Regions from separate parts of the Homo sapiens genome. Here region 2 is linked to region 1. Evidence: read pairs that join two places in POLR2A ChIA-PET (ENCODE). Cell type or tissue: PC-3. All regions are shown on one strand. Links, peaks and the distances in the headings refer to the core of each region. The heading gives the core; the rest is flanking DNA.

Region 1 (11,320 bases), core at 2,892-7,891:
CCTGACTGCAAAGACCTTCGTCCCATGAGGACCTGAGTGACCAGGGCTTGAGCAGAGGAAGAGGGAATTTCAGCTTCTCCTTGTGCACAGGAGGAGCCCGTGGCCGAGGGGTCGCCAGTGTAGTGTAATAGACGGAATTCCCTTCTTCCTGCTGGGAATGATTCCGGTGGGTGTGAATCTGTGTCGCAGGAGCTGCGATCCCGGGAAGAGGAGCTGACTCGGGCGGCTCTGCAGCAGAAGTCTCAGGAGGAGCTGCTAAAGCGGCGTGAGCAGCAGCTGGCAGAGCGCGAGATCGACGTGCTGGAGCGGGAACTTAACATTCTGATATTCCAGCTAAACCAGGAGAAGCCCAAGGTAAAGAAGAGGAAGGGCAAGTTTAAGAGAAGTCGTTTAAAGCTCAAAGATGGACATCGAATCAGTTTACCTTCAGGTATGATCTTGTTTTTATGTTTTTGAAAGATTTTTGTGTGTCCTCCTTTTAATCAGTTTTCTTTGTTCATCAGAACCAGGAAAGAGATAGGGAAGTAACTTTGTAAAACAGTGAATGAATGAGTATCTTCAGCTGTAGGCTTAGATTCATGGTTCTAATGTAATGGCCTAATGAGATTCCATGTAGGAAACAGCATTAGGAGCACGTGGTAGTCACAGCACACGAGGATCTAACCCTCAGCGTACTTTCATATTGATGGATTAACTGATTGACTCCTTTTGAAATTGAAGCAGAACCATTTTTTAGCTGAGCGTACTGAGCCAATGTCATGTGGCATTGTGAAGATGCAAAACAACGAAACTGTTAATATTTCATCATTACGTTCATTGCTTCCACAAGGATCTAGGATGTCATCTGGTATCTGGGACACTGATATTGTTGTCAGCACTTTCAATAAAATATATCAAGTACCCTGAGGTACTTTCCCATGAAGGTTTAAAATCCTTCAGACACAAAAATCACCCAGTAAATCTAGGGAAGCTTTTTTAAACATTGTGATAACAACATACAAGGATTACTAAATCATTTTAGTAATGTGTTAGGAGAAACTAAAGGGAATAGAAAATATATCAATCAATCAATACATATAGATATTATTGACTGATAATCAAAATATATCGATCAATATAGCAGACATAGCTTGATTCACTAAATTAAGTTCTTTAATATTATATATTCTACTTGTTGTAAGGAAAAAACAAATACCTCCATGGTATTTTGTGATTCTTTCTAGTACCAGAGCAGGATGATGACAGAGCAATGCAGACTTCACTTTTATAGAATCTGTATGAAATATCTCTATGTCTATGTCTATACCTGCCTATGTGTTATATGTATTATATATTAGAGTGCTCGGACGGATTCTAGTGTTTTCCTAAGATGTTTGTTAATGGCATGGTAATTTGATTTAAAGTGCAACAGTGACAGTTTTGTTTTATGTCGAGTGTGTATAAATTGCCTTATAAAATATGTATTATGAAACACTGGAAAGCTTGCAGAATCCTGTGACTAATTTAGGTTATTGCAGATGTCCTCAGTTGATCAAAAAATTGCTAGTATGACATCTGGGTGCAGTGGCTCATGCCTGTAATCGCGGCACTTTGGTTAGCTGAGGTGGGTGGATCACCTGAGGTCAGGAGTTCAAGACTACCCTGGCCAACATGGTGAAACCCCCTCCGTCTCTATGAAAAATACAAAAAGTAGCCGGGCATGGTGGCAGGTGCCTGTAATCCCAGCTACTCGGGAGGCTGAGGCGGGAGAATCACTTGAACCTGGGAGGTGGAGGTTGCAGTGACCCGAGATCACACCATTGCACTCCAGCCTGGGTGACAAGAGCGAAACTCTGTCTCAAAAAAAAAAAGAAAGAAAGAAGGCTGGGCATGGTGGCTCACGCCTGTAATCCTAGCACTTTGGGAGGCTGAAGTGGACGGGTTGCCTGAGATCTGGAGTTTGAGACCAGACTGGGCAACATGATGAAACCTTGTCTCTACTAAAATACAAAAAAAAAAAAATTAGCTGGGCACGGGGGCGGGTGCCTGTAATCCCAGCTACTTGGGAGGCTGAGGCGGGGGAATCTCTTGAACCCGGGAGCTGGAAGTTGCAGTGAGCCGAAATTGTGCCATTGCACTCCAGCCTGGGCAACAGAATGAGACTCTGTCTCAAAAAAAAAAGAGAAAAAAAGAAAGAAAAGTGCTAGTATGAGGTGGTCATCATGAGAGTCCAGTATATGTTATTGATTATTTGGTTTGATGGGGTGAGAATAGACTGTGGATCCTTATCACTTTTACCTTCAACCTCTCTGGGGTTGGGTGTTGGGGGAAGGTCCTTTTCCAGGCTCTCTTCTGATGTTTTCCTTAGCTGGAGTGTTGCTTGCAGGGTCACTGACTGGTCTGTCTTACGTGTCAGTCAGCCATAGAGAATAGACTATTTATTTATGATGAGGCTTCTGCCTTCACACATAGAGGAAAGAAAAATCCAGAGGTGCACTAGATGTGAGTTTTCTTCTCCATTTTTCAGTTATGTCAGTTTTCTTCTAGCTGTGATTTGATTGTGTTATCCAAATTAATATTTATTGTTTCCCTTGGGAAACTTTGGGGAAGGTGGAAAGGATTAAGAAGCTGATGGAAAGGGAAGTAAATTTGGGATAAAAAATGAAAATCGTTCCAATGATTCTTTCCTCTTCAGTGGTAAAATGATTAAATCAAAATCTTAGCATTCCTGAGGTCAGATTTTCAGTCTTGCTTTTCTTCTCAAATGTTCCTTGGCTAATACCCTGAGTTTATTCAAAGCAGACTGAATATTATTTGACTATTTTTACCTGAGTTGTTTTTTTAATTCCTGTATTGTATTATACAGCTTTTCTTTTCCTGAGAAGAGAGGAGAAATTTTAGTTACACATTTATTTACTTTTTGGCACTTAATGAAAGATTCCAGTTAAAACATAACCAAGAAATCTACTGCTATAATCCTGACCCATCACCAAGGAATGAAATTTGGTTTCTGGAATTTTTAGCATGACAGTTACCTCTTCTGCCCACAAGATGGCACTACATTATCATCTTAATATTAATAATACTGGTACCAATATGGAAATTTCTATTAGAATGCTCCAACCCTAAACTCACACACATGCACGCATATTTACTTGTACAATATCCTAGAATGGGACAGACATCCAAAAAGGGAAATGATAACTATAAAAATAATTATTTTTTTCTTGGAGAATTCCGCTTAGTATAGAAGAGAAAGCAAGCATGTGTAACTTAAAATCCAGGGAGTTAGTTGCATTCAATATTATCTGCTAGAAAATTCTTTAAGTTAGTATTGTTTAATAGGGGAAACAATTCAGGACATGGGCCTAGGCAAAAATTTTATGACTTAAGACTTCAAAAGCTCAGGCAACAAAAAACAAAAATAGACAATTGGGACTATATTGAACCGAAAAGCTTCTGCACAGCAAAGGAAACAATCAACAGAGTGAAGAGACCACCTGTAGAATGGGAGAAGATATTAGTCAACTATTCATCTGACAAGGGACTAGCACAGAATATACACAGAACTCGAATAACTCAATGGCAAAAACACAAATAATTTGATTTAAAATTGGACAAAGGAACTGAATAGACATTTCTCAAAAGAAGACATAAAAATGGCCAGCAAGCATATGAAAAAATGCTTAGCATCGCTAATCCTCAGGGAAATGCTAATGAAAATCACAGTGAGCTAGCTCACCTTAGTTAGAATGGCTGTTATCAAAGAGACGAAAAATAGTAAATGTTGGTGAGGATGTGGAGAAAAGGGAACTCTTACACACATTCTCTTGTAATTTTGTCTTTGAGAATTATTGCTGATCATTTTAAATCTTATGGCTATCTATAGCTAATGGAAGTGTAAGTTAGTACAGCCATTGTGGAAAACAGTATGGAGGTCTCTCAAAAAAAAAACTAAAAATAGAACTGCTGTATGATCCAGGAATTCCACTACCAGGTGTTTACTCAAAGGAAAGAAAATCTGTATATCAAAGGGATGTCTGCAATCCCATGTTTATGGCAACACTATTCACAATGACAAAGATAAGGAATCAATCTAAGTGTCCATCAATGGATGAATGAATTAAGACAATGTGGTGTGTTTACCTGATGGAACACTATTCAGCCATAAAAAAGAATAAAATTCTATCTTTTGTGGCAACGTGGATGAGCCTGGATGACATTATGTTAAGTGAAGTAAGTCAGGCACAAGAAAATAAATACTGCATGTTCTCACATATATGTGGGAGCGAAAAAAATTGGAGTCCGTGGAAATAGAGAGTAGAATTGTGGTTATTGGGGTGGGAAGGGCTTGAGGGGAGGGGAGGTTGCAGAGAGGTTAGTTAATGGATACCAAAGTACAGCTAGGTAGGAGGAATGAGTTCTGGTATTCTGCAATACTATAGGGTGAATATGGTTAACTGTAATTTATTGTATATTTTCAAAAAGCCAGAAGAGAGGATATTGAATGTTCACAACACAAAGAAATGATCAATACCCAAAGTAATACATATGCTAATTACTCTGACTTGATCATTATATATTGTAAACAAGTACCAAAATATCACTCTGTACCCCATAAATATGTATAATTTTTATGGGTCAACAAAAAGACGAAGAGAAACAAATTCTAATACTGTTAAATGGCACACTGTTCAGGGAGAAACGTGATAAGTGGTAGATGGAACAGCGATGCTGTCCTTTCATGGAGTTACCAACTTCTTGAACTCCTTTTGCAGGATTTTTCCCTATGCATAATAAGCTTAGAGAATTTCTCCGAAACATATTCTAGAGTCCTCCAAGCTGACCTTTAATATTTGTGCCTGCAGATCTTTCAAAAACTTGGTATTAAATATGAATCATTACATTCTCTTGTAACTTTGTCCTCGAGAATTACTGCTGATCGTTTTTAATCTTATGGGTATTTATAGCTATGGTGATTTAGTGATAGAAACCTCAAAAGTGATTTTTTTTTCCTCCTGGAATTTCTTCATGGCTGGCTACCAAATAAGGAAGATTAATGCTTAAAAAGTAAGACAGTAATAATCTAGGATAATAATTTTAAAACAATACTTTGTGATTATGTAGTATTTTTCTTGGAATTTGCAAGAGAAAAAAGCATGGTCACAGTGCATCTTTTTATTTTGTGAGTACTCTATATTGATTGCTCCTTCTGTTTATGTTTACTTTTAACTGAAGTTGTGTTTTTTGGACACGTTAATACAAGACAAAAGCTTTAAAGCCTCCAAAAGTTGGTATGTCACTAAAGCAGTGGCATTCTAACTTTGATTGCTTCAGAAGTGTCCAAAGCCTGCAAAAACCATCTACCTCACAGGTATGCGAGTGAGTAGAAGGGTGGATGGGAGAGAGCATATAACCTCACCTGGATTCTTTAGAGAATACATTCCTTTTCATCTGCAAATGGAAGCCTCCCACTGAGGCAATTAGCTTTGTTAGTGAAATATTCATATTGCCAGCAAAAATACTAGGATAGGTTTTACTCAAGCCTGTGATTGAACTATAGCTGCTATGACCAGGCATCTTGAGAACCATTATTCTAGTGAGTACAAAGAAAATCTGAGCACAGGCCACAGGCATTTTAACAATTCAGCTTTAGTTTTCCCAAATGTTTAGCTGGCACAGACTCAACCTTTCCCTACTTCAAAGGGACAAGGATGTTTACGATAAAGAATGTTGGCTGGGCGTGGTGGCTCATGCCTGTAATCCCAGCACTTTGAGAGGCCAAGGCAGGCAGATCACCTGAGGTCAGGAATTCGAGACCAGCCTGGCCAACATGGAGAAACCCCATCTCTATTAAAAGTACAAATATTAGATGGGCGTGGTGGCAGGCACCTGTAATCCCAGCTACTCAGGAGGCTGAAGCAGGAGAACTGTTTGAACTCAAGAGGCAAGGTTGCAGTGAGCTGAGATCTCGCCACTGCACTCCAGCCTGGGTGACAGGAGCAAGACTCCGTCTCAAAAAAAAAAAAAAAAGAATGTTTTCTTTCTGTTTACAACATAAAGTATGCTTTTCAAGTGGAAGTATTTAGGTGTTTTTGGAAGGTTGGAAGCACTCTGAATCTTAGGTGTTGTTAAAATGCAGCCTTGTATCTTTGCTGCTCTCACCCGTGGCTTTCCACGTGTTCCATGTTGGTTTCCTGATCTGTGCTTAGTATTTATTGTCCCATCATTTGTTCCAAATAACTTGTCAATCAGATCCTGTGGCTTGGTTCTTGGCTTTCTTCTGTTATTGACAGGAGGGCTCCTCTTGCTGTAAAAGTTCTCAGAGCATTTGTTTCTGTCGTGTTGTAACAATCAGGTGGCTAGCTGAACATTTATAAATGACTTTAGTCTAAACTGTTTCCTTTCTATGGTTAAGAATTTTTTTTCTTTGACCACCTCTTTCCCCCAACTACCACCACCTAGTCTAGTCAATTTTTTACCTCAACTGCTCTGCCCTGGTCAAGTCTTTCAAAAGGAATGACTTGGGGCTAGGTGCAGTGACTCACGCCTGTCATCCCAAGCACTTTCAGAGGCCAAGGCAGGTGGATTGCTTGAGCCCAGGAGTTCAAGACCAGCCTGGGCAACATGGTGAAACCCCATTTCTACAAAAATATACAAAAATTAGCTGGGCATAGTGGTGCATGCCTGTAGTACCAGCTACTCAGAAGGCTGAGACAGGAAAATTGCTTGAGCCAGGGGAGGTCAAGGCTGCAGTGGACTGAGATTGCACCACTGCACTCCAGCCTGGATAACAGAGTAAAATCTTGTCTTTAAAAAAAAAAAAGTATGACTCAGCAGATGGAGGAGCCTCCCATTTGGTCTTTCCTTTCCGTTTGGTTTGTCTTCCAAATCTCCTCCAGCCTGCTGTGTATTCCTCAGCAACTCACTTCAAGCACCAGCCTGATCCTGTAGATGAACCCTGCATAACTTTCTCCGTCAACAAACACCTGAGGATCTGCTGTGTCCCCAGTACTAGGGGTGATTATAAAACATATATGCAGTCTCTGCACTCATGTTTCCCACAGAGAAAGTACTCATTCAGCAAAGTTTTCTAAGTACCTGTAATGTGCAAGGCACTGTGCCAGTCTGAAGTCATGGAGACTGTCATGGTCACTGCCCATAGAGCACTTACCTTATATTGAGGGAGGGGGCAGAACTTAAGCTAATAATTCAATACTTATTTGCTTCTATAATCATTAGCTGCTGTGAGGGAAAAGTCACATGACAGTGACTAGTGCAGAGATGTAACCTGGTCTAAGGTGATCATAGAAGGCTTCCTAACGGAGTTCGAAACCAGCCTGGGCAACACGGTGAAACCCCGTCTCTAGTAAAATACAAAAAAAAAAAAAAAAAAAATTAGCCAGGTGTGGTGGTGTGCGCCTGTAATCTCAGCTACTCAGGAGGGTGAGGCAGGAGGATTGCTTGAACCCGGGAGGTGGAGGTTGCAGTGCACTGAGATCGCACCATTGCATTCCAGCCTGGGTGACAGAGCAAGACTCCATCTCCAAAAAAAGAAGTAACATTTAAATTGAGACGTGATATGGGAATTTACCAAATACAGAAGATGAAGAAAGAGAATAGGCTGAGAGCACATGTGGAGGAAACTTGGTTTCTTCCAGGAATTGAAAAAAGTTCAGTGTGGTTTGAACAGGGTTCAGCACACTGCCCTATGGGCCCAATCCCGCCTCTACCCGCTTTGTACAGCCATGAGCTCAGAATGGTTTTTACACTTTTAAATGCTTGAAAAAAATCAAAGAGGAAGAAGAATACTTCATTGCACCTGACATGATATGAAACTGATATGAAATTTCAATATCCATAAAGATCATTTTACTGGGACACATTCATCTTTGTGTTGACTGTGGCTGCTTTCTCTCACATCAGCAGAGTCAGGCAGTTGTTACAGAGACTGTGTGGCTCACAGAGCCTAAAATGGGGCATTTTGCAGAAGAAGTGAGCTGACCCCTCTTCCAGGCTGTGACGAGTGAGAGGAGAATAGGGCAAGATGAGGCTGGAGCAGAAAGAAGAACTCAGGCTCAGGTTTGCAGGGACTTCCAGAATGTGTTACAGTTTTAATCTGTAACTTAAGAATCATGAGAGGCCTTTGAAGGATTTTAAGCAGGGGAATGACATGTCAGTCAGGCATATTAAAAATGCATCTGGCTGCTGTGAAGTGGACTTGGGGGGCCAAATGTGGATGCAGGAAGATGGACACAAGGCATTGTAGCAGGCTAGGGATGACATGGTGATTGGCCGTGCAGATGGAGAGAACAAAAGGAAAAAAACATTTATTGAGCATTTATTATGTCCCAACCCCTGTGGTAAGTACTTTTTATACTTCTTTGCACTGAATTTTTCATAGCAGTCCTGTGAAATAGGAATAATTAGTTCTTTTCCATTTTTGTCAGTAAAGATACTGAGACTTCAAGACCTTAAGTTACTTTCTTGAAATTCATATGGCTGTGGTAGAAATGGGATTCAGATCTAAGTTTGCTAACTCCATAACCTGGAATATAAATTTCTCTACTGCAGAAAAATATATAGCACAGAATTTACCTGATATTTTGTGCTTGGTGGATATGTAGGGTAACAGAAAAGACAATATCAAGAAAAGTATTCAGATTTCTAGTATGAATAATTGGATAGCTGTCCTTGCCTACCAACTTCCAAATCCTCTTCATCTCAAATAGCAGTTCATTCATTAAAGTTCTTTAAAGTATAACTTCCAAAAAGGTAAGTTATAGGTCTCTTGCAAATATGAAATGAACATATGTCAAAGATTTTTATTAAACTCATTAATCGTTGAGGAATCAGGTAGAACCAGTTCAAATGAGAATTTGAGGAGTGAGATATTTATGGGCAAATTAATAGAGGAATGCAGGATTAGATTGCTGGGTTAAACGCAGACCTGGTTGATGTCTAATATGGCAATGAACCATTTGGGATTGTCTTTTTCTCCAGACGGAAGTTATTTGCATCATCACCAGACAAAATCTACAAGTTAACCTCTGCTCTTACCTAGTTATAAAAATAACTCAGTCCATAGAAAAGCAATCAATCAAAGCTTAAGCTCAGCTCTGCACTGAAAGAATATCCAGTAATGTCTTTTACCTCCTTCCAAGTTGTTAATGATTTTCCTGATAGTTTATAAAGTTTCCCCAGACACACCCCTCTTTCCTCTGGTAATATTGCTTTCTCTTCCATATGAACCTATAGATCTTGGTATATCTCTACCATATTACAGTTAGATAATAAGAGCCAGCATTTGTAGAATGCCTAGAGCACAAAATGCTTTTAATTTACATTTTCTGTTTTATTCAACACCACGACCACCATGTGAAATATTGTTGTTCACTTTAGCAGGTGAAGAAACAGGCTCAGAGCAGTTCCTTACTGGTTTGAGGTCCATAGCGTGTTATGTTATGAGAACCAGGACTCATTTAAATCCAGGGCCATTTCAATTTAATTTTATTTATTTATTTGTGTATTTATTTGAGACAGAGTCTCACTCTGTTGCCCAGGCTGGAGTGCAGTGGCACAATCTCAGCTCACTGTACCCTCCACCTCCCAGGTTCAAGTGATTCTCCTGTCTCAGCCTTCCGAGTAGCTGGGATTACAGATGTGTGCCACCATGCCGGCTAATTTTTGTGTTTTTAGTAGAGATGGGGTTTTGCCATGTTGGCCAGGCTGGTCTCGAACTTCTAGCCTCAAGTGATCTGCCCACCTCAGCCTCCCAAAGTATTGGGATTTCAGGCATGAGCCACCGTGTTCAGACTTAATTTTAACTATCTCAGACTGAATGCAGATAACTCTTTTTTCCCAGGTTATAAATTCTTCAATGATTCGTGGCTTTCATATTTTCCTTTGTGTGTGTGTGTGTGTGTGTGTGTGTGTGTGTGTATGTGTGTGACTATATCCAACATATAAGCTCTGATTCATTATTTGTGTGACTATATCCAACATATAAGCTCAGAATCATTATTTATTGACCTGAACCCCGAGAAGTAAGAAACCAAAATAAGAAATCGATCCTGCAATATTCTTTGCAGTTAGGGTCTGACCATTTTTGTTTTTATTGCTGTGTGCTAAATACATGGCTATGAAGATAAAGGAAAACCATGAAATACCAGTTCTCCCTTTTTGCCTCCAACAGATTTCCAGCACAAGATAACCGTGCAGGCCTCTCCCAACTTGGACAAACGGCGGAGCCTGAACAGCAGCAGTTCCAGTCCCCCGAGCAGCCCCACAATGATGCCCCGACTCCGAGCCATACAGTGTGAGCTTTCTGCACTGCCACGGGGGCTCCTGTGTTGACTTCTCTCCTTTCACTTGACTTGGATTCAAATTGAGCAGATGTGTTTTCATAGCAGGTTGTAGATGAGTGTAGGACATTTCGTAGGTGCCACAACTATTTGAGAAACAAAACTTGAGCATAGGTTCCTTAGTCTAATTTTCTTCTACTCACAAAAAATGAATTTTAGATGCTATGCAGTTGGTGATGCGACCTGGCCCCGGAGTAGAAAGTGAAACACCACATCTCGAGACATTCTGTTAAACACTTGCACGCAACGTTAGCATAACCTAATTCTATCATCAGCCATTTGTGTCAGGGTACTTTGAAAAATGAAATCAGGAATTCAGGATTACTTCTGTTTCTTTCTTTGTTTCGTGAGGGGAAAAAATTTTTGCTTTTCAGGATTTAACTTTAATTCACTTTAGGTTTGACCAACCTAATACTTAAAAATTCCTTGTAGTGTTTTGGTTTTAGAACAAGCATTCATCCTGGAGGAGACAGTACAGACAGCTGATTCGCCTGGCACCTTTGCATTGTGAGAGTTTCAGTTAGGCTATGAATCAGAATGTAGCGGATGAAATAAAATTACTAATTTTTTTCAAAGGTGAGTCCAGATAAACCCCTAAAAGTAGGCTAAGCGAAAGAAGAATGTGATTAATGCGTATGTCTGTAAGTAATGTGGTAATTAGCCTAAGTCTGTGGTAAACCATTCATTTGGATCCTCTCCTTCCTCCACCAAACTTAATTCCCTGCTGTTTACTCATCCTTATTTGGAGAAAAAAAAAATCCAAAAGAAAATTTTGTCTAATGAGGCTTGCATGGAATCTCATTTTTTTTTCCTCTTTTGATAATGAAAACCTTGGCACCAGCAGAGATTTCTTTTGCAAGTTCTCGGACACCAGGATCCCCACAGAGAAACTGGATCTAAATGAGGCTGTAGTTTTAGAGCTTAAAGGACTGTCATTTATTATAACTGATTTGGTTTTCTGAGAATGCATTTTGCAT
Region 2 (11,320 bases), core at 3,229-8,228, 620 kb after region 1:
TGATTTGCTAGTCACTGTTGCCCCAACCACATCCTGCGTTTTCCCTCCTCTCTGGCCTTGTTCAGGATATGTTTCTCCTCTATGCTTTCATCAGGAGAAATTAGATCAAGATGAAGCGCATAGGTGCTTGGTCCCAGGAAGGTATTTTCTTCCCTAATGTTGGGATTCAAAAAGCTACTCGGCTCTTCTCTTTTGTTCACCTAAGCTCACCACAATATGAATATTCCTGCACTGCTGCCTCTGTAAGATTTGGGCTAAAACCCAAGAAAAGCAACAAGTATTTTGAAAGTGTTATAGAACTGAACTGGGGTCCACTACTCCACGGAGTAGGACCAGATATGCACACCGAGGTTTGCAGCAGTAGAAAGGAAGGTGTTTCTTTGCAAAGCGCCAAGCAAGGAGGACCAGGCAGCTGATGCTCAATCCTGACCTCCCTGATGGCTTGCAAGTAAGAGTTTTTAACGGGATGGGTAAGTTTTAGGAAAGCAGAAGCCACGGGCAAAATTGCAAATCAATACGTGGAGGTTACACATTGGCTCTGGCCTGAAAGAGCGGAATGACTTGAAGTGAGGGCTTACAGGTCAGAGGTAGACTCAAAGATTTTCTGATTTGCAATCACTTAAGGAAGAGAAGCTTTGTTTACAAATTTGGGGTCAGTAGAAAAGAATGTTGTCTCTGGCTCGTGAGTGTGACTCCCTCCAGGACCCTCAGGAAGAAATTTAGAACAAAGAATGGCAGTCAGAGTTGCGTCCTCAGTTTCCCCTTAGCTGAGGTCTACAGGCCAGTGGATGTCTTTGGTGGGGGTCTAGGATTCTGAAGAGCAACCCAGGGACATATGTTAAGATGTTATCTTTAATTTCTATAAGAAAACCAAACATCCCATGATTCTAGCTTCCTTGGTTATTGTTTTAAGCTGCTATCATCTTCTTGTTCATCAAGTTGCTTATTTATTTCTCAGGACTAGCTAGGTGCCTGGAATTTCCTGTAAAGGAAATCAAGATTTTCCTTTATTTTCATGCAGGGGTTGGGGGGGTGCCCCTAAGAGGGGTCCCTGCTCCATCTCCAAGGTGTAAAATGTCATATAAAAGGCTGGTAATGATGCTGATGTTCTGGTGGTGAGGTCTGCTCAACGGCCCTTAAAGGACAGAAAGAATTCACTGTGAATTCATCAAAGTTTCTTTCCTAGAAAATCAGTGAGACCCCTCAGTGGCATATGTCGTCATATCTTCTGATTCCAGATGAGATTCTCCCTTCTGAAATAATAGCGTTTACCAAACAGCACACAGTAGAGTTTAAAGAGAAAAATTGAACAGAGCAAAACTTGTCATGTAGCTTCTGTTTGTGCTCCATGCAGAGTCTTTTTGTAGGATGGATTAAATATTGCATAAATTGTGCAGTCATTTCTGCTTTTATCTGATCTTATTTTTATTGAATCTATAGCTGAAGAATCTATCAACTGTTTCCAAATTTAGAGATATGGAAGACTGATTTAAATCTTTAATTTCTTAACATGTCATGTAAGTGTGCAGTAGTCTTGTGACCATTAAGAAAAAAATTCCACTTTGATTCTTGGAGCCGCTTGAGACCCACACAGTTCTTTCTCCATCTAATTCTAATTACAATCATTGGTACGTGATGTAAGTTAGTGAGAGTACATTTTCAGCACAGCCTTTCAGCAATCTGCCTTTCTTTAGACATTCTGGGGGTGCTTTATTGGAACGTTTTAAATGACCATGTTGGATAATTCTCTAAGCTAAAATCATCCACAAAAGTATAAGACAGAGAATACTGGAACCATAGCTGTCCACCAGTCTTTATGTGGGTGCAGACTTTGGGAAAGTTCCTGGTCCTGCCTGGAGAAACTTCCTGCAGAGGTTGATGAACTTTTAATCAAACAAACGTTCTTGTTGTAGCTTTTAAGTGTCTTCCTTTGTAGTATAACAGAGAGTTGAAGATTGAAGGCTCTGGGCCCAGGCTGTGTGGGTTAAAATTCTGCTTTTACTGCTTCCTAGCTGTGCACCCTTGAGCAACTTACTTAAGGTCTTTGGACCTTAGTACCCTGATCTTAAAAATGTGTATTATAACAATAGCACTTAGCTCATACAATTGCTGGGAAGAGAAAATGAGTTAAATCATGTAGAGTGCTTCAAACACAATATATATGCAGTAATGTTAGCTATTACTCTTACATTCTGCCCTTATTAGTCTGTTTTTGCATTTCTTTTAATTTTTATTTTTATAAAATAATACATGTATCTTTCTTTTAAAATTTTCAAATAATTCTTTGAGGATTTTAGGTTTTACCCAACTTCTCTCCACCCCAAGTTCCCACTTATGTGAGGCTGCCACATTCAACTCTCTTCTTCTTTTTTCTGCTTTCATAAATGTTTGTTCTGAATATTCTTCCAATTTTTAACATGGTGGTTTAGCTTCCAAATGTAGAAAATAAAGATTTATCTCTCATGATTTGTGCATCAACATCTAGACAGTTTATGAGCTTGGCTATAGCATATATGTATATGTATGTATTATATGTTGTTATATATTATATACTATTATAGCCAAGCTAATAAAATATACATATGTTTATGTGTATCTGTTTGAGGCATTTTGTATACTGTGAGTATATTTCTTCTCTTTAACTTTTTCCCTTGCAGTTCTTAATTGAATGATTTTAACATTTGCTTATTTTTGTATTTGTATCTTCCTAACTTAGCCCATACCCTTCAACAGATGAAAATCTCCCCTTGATGGGTTCAACCATCTAGATCATCTATTTCTTTCACTTTTTTATTTCTTTGCAGACATTCCTTTTGGAGTCTTCTGTTCTGCTGCAACATGGATTGATTACGTCCCAGGCTTTCTGGGATCTTCCTTCATCATCCTCCTGGAAATTTCCTTCAGTTCTTTTCTGTATTGGATCCTCTGTTTCCTCACCTCATTTTTTCTTTTTGTATGTGTGTTCTTTCTGATTTTATTGAGCCAAAACCTTCATTAGCAGCTTCAGAAATGATGCAAGAGGCTGGGAGCACTCATGCTTTTAATCCCAGCACTTTGAGAGGCTGAGGCAGGCGGATCACCTGAGGTCAGGAGTTTGAGACCAGCCTGGCCAACATGATAAAACCCCATCTCTACCAAAAATACAAAAAAAATTAGCCAGGCGTGGTGGCACATGCCTGTAATCTCAGCTACTCCAGAGGCTGAGGCACAAGAATCACTTGAGCTGGGAGACAGAGGTTGCAATGAGCCAAGATCGCACCACTGCACTCCAGCCTGGGAGACAGAGTGAGACTCCATCTCAAAAAGAAAGAAAAAGAAATGATGCAAGATTGCCACAAATTTGTGACCTTGTATGTTTGAAAATGCCTGTCTACTGCCCTTTTCTTGATTGAGATTTACTGAGTATGGAATTCTAAGTATCAATTTATTTCCTTTCTGGACTTTGAATGTACTTCTCCATTCTATTCTAGGTATATTGCAGTGTTGCTAAGGAGAAGTCTGAAGCTTTTTTGATTCCCCATCTTTTTATTTTGATCTATCTTTTCTCTTTGGAAGCTTTTAGTATATTGATTTTGCATCTGGTATTTTGACGTCTTACAATAATATGACTTGACCTTGTGACTTTTAAAATGATTTTTGCTGGCTATCTGGTGGAATCTCTCAGTCCAAAAGTTCACGTTTTCTCAGATTTGGGAATAATATTTATTTGCTCATTCATTCCCTCCCATTTTCCCTCTTCTCTCTCTCTGGACCACCTGTTACTCAGATGTTGGACTTCCTAGACTAATCTTTTAATCTTCTTATATTTGATCTCATATTTTCCAAATGTCTACCTTTTACAGAGATTTCTCCAAATTTATGTTTCAACCCTTCTATTTATTTCTTCCCTCCTGATACCATATTTTAATTTTAATGAGTTCTTTTATATTGTTATTTCAGTTTCTTCTCACTCCTCAAAGTCTTGAAGGTTAATAATTATAGCAATAGATTTTAAGTGGTCTTCTGCCTTCTTCATTGATTTTGTTTCTGTTTGCTTTTGTCTCAGTTTTATATGCTAGAATATTTCCTCTCATGTCTGTGATTTTTACTGTTCATTCATTTTTAAGCCAGAAATACACAAGGTCTATGTGGGAGCTCTGAGAACACGAGTGGTATTTATCAAGCAGTGAGCTTCATTTCAGGGTCACGGTCTAGGGATCAGATGGTTTCATTAAAAGACTCCAAAATATTAGTAACTGGAAATCTTTTCTCTTGTGTTTCTCCAGAAAGCAATCATCCAGGCTCTTGCTTAAAAGGTATGAAGCTGGTTGCTACTTTTTAGGGAAATGAATGGGGACAGAGGCTCACCACTGGATATGTAAACTTGAACTTAATTCCCTACTTTCAGTTGAGCCAATTGTATGTGGATATCCCAGAGCTCTTGCTTGTCTACACATATTCAGAATCTAACTGCTTCTGATACAGACTTGCTATCAGTTCCCCTATTGTCAACCCCACCTGTGCCTTTGCCTTCAGAAGTGCCTGGTGCTATTCGTGTCTGAGCTCTTTGAGGGTCCTGTGGCTCAAACATGCTTGCTTTCTGTCTTAATTCCCACCCTCCACATGCTCTTTCCATCCTCCACACAGGCACGCTTTCAGCTTCCTTTGGGTGTCCTAAGTAAGCTGCCATTTGTCCATCTGTTGCTTACTTCTAAAATTATATGGACTTCTCTGTCTCTTATAACTTTTTCTCCCATTTTCTCTGTTCTTGTGCAGTTTTGTCCTCGTTATCCTTTACTATCATTTAAGTGAGATTTCCAGAGAATTGTAAAACTTCTGCCAAGCCTTACCAGATGTTTCTCCTTAAGTTTCAAAAGAAGATTCCAACCCTACTCCTGCCCATTTGATTGTCAAAGCAGTGCAATAGAGTTGATTGAGAGGCAGCAGATCATGGTGGTGGAAAGCAAAGTTCTCCAAGAATGGACAGATGATCCACTGACATTAGAAAACTATTAAATTTCCATGTATATTTTAATCCAAAAATATAAAGAATTTAGATTCACACTGTTAATATTCTAATTTTTCATGTTTGATGCTGGATTGATCCATTTGTCAAGATGGTCACAGATTACACATAGTGCCCAGGACTTCCTGGTACCAGAGGAGTATAGGGAACTCCCTGACATAGCAAGCTGGACAGTGGGGCTGCACGCATTCTCTTTCAGAATGTTTAAATACATCACCCTTTGATAGTGCTCCAAGTTAGCTTGATCTGGCTAGTTTCATTACAACAATACTAAAATAATGCAATATTTACTAAGCTTTATAATGACAGAGAATTTCTATGAAAACTTTTTTGTTTCATAATGAAATTTTCTGTTTGTATTATAGCAAAATCCTCAGAAATGTTGACCTTAAGGATGTTATACATTTATGTTTTTCTTTTGCAAAAAGTCAAGCAATATAAGCTGTGGCCTTCTCTGTTACAACAGAGGCTGTCAGAATGTGGTACTAAGCAAATATTACACACAAAGAAACAAACAGATTCTATCCAATAAAGGGAAAGGTGATGTTTTCATGAGTGAGAAAATAACGTATTTTTAAAAGGAACTGGTGATTCATAGAGAACATTTTGAAACTACATGTTTTAAAATATTTCTAGTATTATATGAATATTTTCACTGAAAAAAATGCTACATGTTAAAACTCATACCTAAACTCTTTTTCAGAAATTAGAAACAAATTTTGTAACCAGTTTAAAGATATTCCTGAAATGAAGAGCTTTAGTAGGTTTTGAATCCATTCATGAAACATATATAAATATCTGACCTTCTGATTAGTTTGCACCTGAGTTCAAGAAAATTTGAAATTTACTAGCTGGGCTATCACAAAAATCTTTGACTAATTGGTGGATGAGATTGAAAAAAATGATTATCGTTATTTAATAAGAAACTCAGATATACATATTGCATTTTGATCCCCATGTCTTTGTATAGAATATTTTTTAGTCGTGAGTATCTGTGTCAAAGGAAACTTAAGTTACATTCAGATCTTTGGATCACTGTATCATAAACTAGCAAACCAAGGTTTTAAAAAATAATGATGTGTTATTCATAATATTAGTGATAGCAGAAGATTGTACTAGTAATAAAGAAAAAATTTAAATATTATTTTATTTCCTCTTTAGGTTTTTCATCCTTTAAAATATATGTTTTAGCGGTTTCACAATGGACATAATAGTATTTATTCATTAATACATAATTTACGTAAAAGTGACTCACATATACTAGAAGTGCATGCTCAAGTTTTATTTTAGTGTTTGGAGTGTATGAATTTAATAAAACACAAAGACTGAGTTTACAGCCAAGGATTTAGAGTAGACTGACCTTGATTCTAAGCTCAGCTTTGTTACTTATTAGCAATGTGAACATGGGAAAATTCACATCCAATTTTCTATTTTTTCCATTGTTTCTTTACTTAAATAATATTCAGGGGGTGGAAAAAATGGGACGAAGTTAGTCAAAGGGTACTCACTTTGAGTTGTAAAATCAGTAACTTCTAGAGACCTAATGTACAGCATGGTGACTGTACTTAATAGCAATGTATTGCATTCTTGGATTTTGCTAAGGGAGTAGATCTTAGGTATTCTCGCCATACACACACACACAAAGGTAACTCTGTGAGGTGATGGATATGTGAATTGACTTGATTGCAGTAATCATTTTACAATGTGTGCACATATCAAAACATTACATTGCATACCTTGAATACTCACATTTTAAAATGTGTCAATTACACATCCGTAAAGCTGAAAAAATACTCAAGCATCAAAAAATATATACAATATGTGTAAACTGTTTAATTAAATGCCTAGAAAATAGTAACTGCAAAATAATTGGCATCTGTTGTAAAGGTATGTATGAAATGATAATGAAGATTCTGTTGACAGTGATGATGGTGATGCAGCCTGCAAATCTGCCCTTATGTAATAGAAGGGAACATCTGTATTCCACATCCTTTCAGAAGTGAGCATTGTGAACTCTCCAAGGCCCCTCTTTTATTAAAATGATGTTCCTGGTAAATCTTCTAAAGAGAGACTGCAAATATGTGCAGTGAGTCCTGCTTTCCATCGCTGCAGTGGTGTCAGTAACTGTGCCCTTCTTCCTAAGGCTGGACCTCTGGCACAGCCCCAGCATCTTGCAGGTAGTACTCCAGAAAGCCACAGCTGTAGTGAGCAGAAGGGAGTGAAGACAGAAAGGGAAAGTGGGAGGGCAGCCTGTCTGGGCCCCTGTGGCAGCTTCCAAAAATCATCTCCCACAAATGCTTACCCTCTGTGCTGTAGATGCTTCCCAAATACACTTTGTGATTTGAATGTTCTTGAAACGCCCGTGCCTTGCCTAATGCTCCCTTTGCTCTTCATGTTGGGAATACTTAGCTCATCAGATCCTGCAAACTAACTTCCATGGAAGAAAAAAAAAGAAAAAGAAAAGAAAAATAAAGAAAAAAGAAAAAAAACTAGAGGGTACAATTACCTGGCTGCTGATTCAGACTTAGAGAGTGTTCAATTCCTCCTTTGTTCTTGGATTACTCTCTCCTGTCCAAAAGCGATGAACTTTGCCAGCTCATTGGGCCCCTTGTGCTATAGTGTTAAGGAAAACTTACCCTAATTTGTTTTTTACTTATGACCACTACAAGTATTTTAGCTAATTAGTGTCTCTTTTTTGTTCTGGCTACCAGGAAGCTCAACAACTAACATAGTCTGTATTTTGCAACTTCAAAGGTACCTTTCATGCATTTAGAGGACTAAGTTTTGCCTCCAGCTACTTTTCATCATCATCATCAGCATCATCATTATTTTGCCTGTTTATTTAATTTTATATTATTACCTGCATATTACATATTTTTATGAAATACCCCAAAATCAAGTTGAATAAAACAAAATGAAAACATAAGCCTGTGAATTTTCCTAACACAAAGAAAAAGAACTTCTCTTGAAATATTTAATGGATAATTGCTCAAGCCTCCATTGCATTGATAAGAAATGGGAACATTGTGGCGAGTAAATGCAGGAATTTGTAAGGTCAGTTGGAGAATAGAAGCAGACACCCAACCCACACGATGGTGAGCAACCTTCCAATCCCAGACGGCCGTGGTGCTCTCTGGACAAGAATGTGAGAGGGTGGGATTGGTGGGCAAAGGGCAGGAGGGACACCCCCTCTGTTCATTTATTTTGAGATCTGTTTGCCCCATCACACTAAATAAATACAATAAGTGAATGCTATTTTATCTGGTAAAGGAACCCATCTGTCTTAGTCCATTTCTGTGTTGGTATTAAGAACACCTCAAGCTGGGTAACTTATAAAGAGGTTTATGTAGCTCATAATCTTGCAGGCAGGGAAGTTCAAGAGCGTGGCCCTGACTTTTGGCAAGGCCTTTCTTGCTGCATCACATCATCTCAGAGAAGGTCGACGGGGAAGTGGACACATGTCAAGGGTGGAAATATTGAGGGGTGTCCTGGCTCTGTAACAACCCACTCTCTTAGGAACTAATCTGTTCCCATGAGAACTAATGCAGTCTTGCAAAAGAGAGAACTCACTCACTACCTCGAGAATAGCACCAAACCATTCATGAGGGGTCTGTCCTATGACCCAAACACTTTTCACTAAGCCCAGTTCTCAATGCCATCACACTGGGGATCAAATTTCAACATGAGTTTTGGTGAGACAAACACACTATATCCAAACCATAGCACCATTGTTAACAATCCAAATATACAATGATTCTTACAAGAGTTCATCTCGATGGGGAATGTAGCAGGGACAGGGATTATTACAAGAGCATCTTAGAAAAGAGAGGGCATCTGGAGTGAGATGTGAAGCAAAGGAGAGAAAACAGAAATGGAAAGTGGGAGGGCAGCCTGTCTGAAAGGGAAAGTGGGAGGGCAGCCTGTCTGGGCCCCTGTGGCAGCTCCCAAAAATCATCTCCCACAAATGCTTACCCTCTGTGCTGTAGATGCTTCCCAAATACACTTTGTCATTTGAATGTACTTGAAATGCCCGTGCCTTGCCTAATGCTCCCTTTGCTCTTCATGTTGCTCTTCAAACTGACTTCCATGGAAGAAAAAAAAATCCAGAGGGTACAATTAGCTGTCCACCGTGCCCGGCTAATTTTATATTTTTAGTAGAGACGGGGTTTCACCATGTTAGCCAGGCTGGTCTCGAACTCCTGACCTCAAGTGATCCACCCAACTCAGCCTCCCAAAGTACTGGGATTACAGATGTGAGCCACCGTGACTGGACCAAACATTTTTACTGAGCTCTCAGTGAGCATGAGATGGTCAGTTTTGCTGGGCTGGTGGTCCAGGGAAGTAGAACTCACCCTTGGAAGAGAAAGCGATATGCTGAATGGGAAGATCTAACTTCCTTAACCTCGTGAGAAACTTGCTTGGAAGCCCCAGCTCACTAGCTAAAACTCACAGCTTTCTTTATGATAGATTCATCAAAATTCTCTTTTAAATCTGAAGGGCATCATATAATAAATTTTTCTCATACAACTAGCCTTTCTTAGGTAATCAAAGACCTTCAGTGCTAAGGGCCCATTGAGGGGCTCTCTGCTCTAATACCCTCATTTTACAGCTGAGGAAGCAGAGATCCAGGCCATTAAACGATGCATCTAAGATCACACGGATCTTAGGGGCAGAGTCGAGCCCAGAGCTGGCCTTTTGAAGTCTAGTTCAGTCACTATTCTCAACAACACCTGACCTCCTGAAATCTCGGATCCTGGACCTGAGTCAGCATAGAGTTCATCTGCACTGGTGACTCTGTATCTGTTCTCAGCTCAGCTAATACCTGGGGAACGATTAATGGCTCTTCTCAAAACCATGGTCCCTAATTGTACCTCTCAGGAAGTACAGATGACTCAGCTGCCCAACCTGCCGCATGCTCAAATGAATCAGAGTGAGGTGTTTTGAGCAGTTTCATTGTGTGAAAAGACTGTCAGTTGCCTGGTTACCAGAGTGAAAAATATAAAGTAATTGTGCTTCTCTATAGCCATGGGGGAAAGGTATTTAATTGTCACCGTGCAATCTGAGAATTAGAGTCAAAGGCCAAGTTCCTGACAGATAGATTTGAAACATTTGTTACTTTCTGCAGCTTTGTCTTGCCGTGTTATTGGCATAGGTCATGCAGAGACAGGCCAGTGGAGAAGAGAGTAGCAATTATATTAATGATAGATAGATAAAATCGTATGAGCCCTTACTATGGACTAGGTAGGATCTGAGTACATGATCTTTGAAACTTTATAAGAAGTTTTTGAGATAGGTGCTCTTATTATGCCCATTTTACAGATGAGGAAACTGAGGATGAGAAAGGTTATCCAAAATGGCAGACCTCATAAGAGTGCATAGGGTAGGAATTTATACTCAGGTTGCTACAACTCAAGAGTGCAGCTCCTAACTACAACCCTATTCAGCTTCTCTGTAAATGTCAGAGTGTGGTGTGTATCAGCCAATCCTCCTGTAGGAACACCGGCCTGTTTTCTAAATGCTGGATACTGGTTAAGTTGTGAATCAAAGCAGAGGCAGTCTGCCTTGTTCCTTCTTGACTTTCATTGGAAGAGCCTGCTCAGCCCAAGGGAGTTAATGAGGCTTCCCTACCCTTCTTTCTCCTTATTCCAGAATGCAGCCAAGGATTACATCTAGAGAGGTTTCCTGGTATAAAAGTATTTTATGGAAATTAAGTGATTGGGTTGTAGCCCAGGCTTAACCACTGGCTCTCACATGACTTTGGAAAAGGCGGTTCCCCAGCCCTCAATTTCCTCATCTCTAGAATGGATTGTTGAATAGGCAGTTTCTAAGTTTTTCGAGCTCTTAAACAAACAAGAAAAAAAAAAACCCAAACCAAAATACTCCAAAATTTGAAATTACATCATAACCTGATGGGAAGAACACAGATTCTGGAGATAGCTCACCTTGGTTTGAGCCCCAGCACCTTCACATCTTGTGTGAATTTTATTAAGTTAATCTTCATAAACCTCAGATATTACATTTGTAAAAATAGAGTGATCTACCTCATAGAGTCATTAGGAGGATTAGACATGCTACCATGTGTGCAATGCACAGCACAATGCCAGCTACAAGTACATAAATGTCCAATAAATGTTAACCGTCATCAACATCATCATCAATGGGAGATATGGGATTAAAACTAGTCTAGAACTCAATACTAAGTATATGTGTAAAACATATCCTTGATCAAATACTGACATACACATTTTTCCAGAGGACAGAGGCAGATATATAGGTCTGGAGGTTCATGGAGTGGGGATTTGCCATTAGTGCTTC

Evidence for each region. ChIA-PET counts read pairs that join two places held together with the same protein. Peaks named below come from ENCODE experiments on the same cell type or tissue, not always from the same donor. Only the 100,000 strongest peaks of a DNase experiment are listed, where the experiment ranks them.
Region 2: POLR2A ChIA-PET joins it to region 1 with 5 read pairs; 1 of 35 experiments calls an interaction of 5 or more read pairs at or near these places.

The regions. Positions count from the first base shown.
Region 1 is chr1:233,361,864-233,373,183 of GRCh38, forward strand. It overlaps MAP3K21 (mitogen-activated protein kinase kinase kinase 21), which reads left to right. Exons shown (of 10, transcript NM_032435.3): 5 at 190-430; 6 at 10,175-10,297. Among named protein-coding and RNA genes, the nearest start is that of MAP3K21, 40 kb to the left of the region's middle. RefSeq lists an enhancer at 9,755-10,255. In PC-3, for the core only: a CTCF peak has its summit at 3,021 (motif pointing right); a DNase peak (open chromatin) is centred at 5,658; H3K27ac peaks cover 265 bases.
Region 2 is chr1:233,983,989-233,995,308 of GRCh38, forward strand. All of the region lies in intron 2 of SLC35F3 (solute carrier family 35 member F3), which reads left to right. Among named protein-coding and RNA genes, the nearest start is that of SLC35F3, 85 kb to the left of the region's middle. In PC-3, for the core only: no CTCF peak of the experiment used is centred there; a DNase peak (open chromatin) is centred at 5,493; H3K4me3 peaks cover 886 bases; H3K27ac peaks cover 4,321 bases.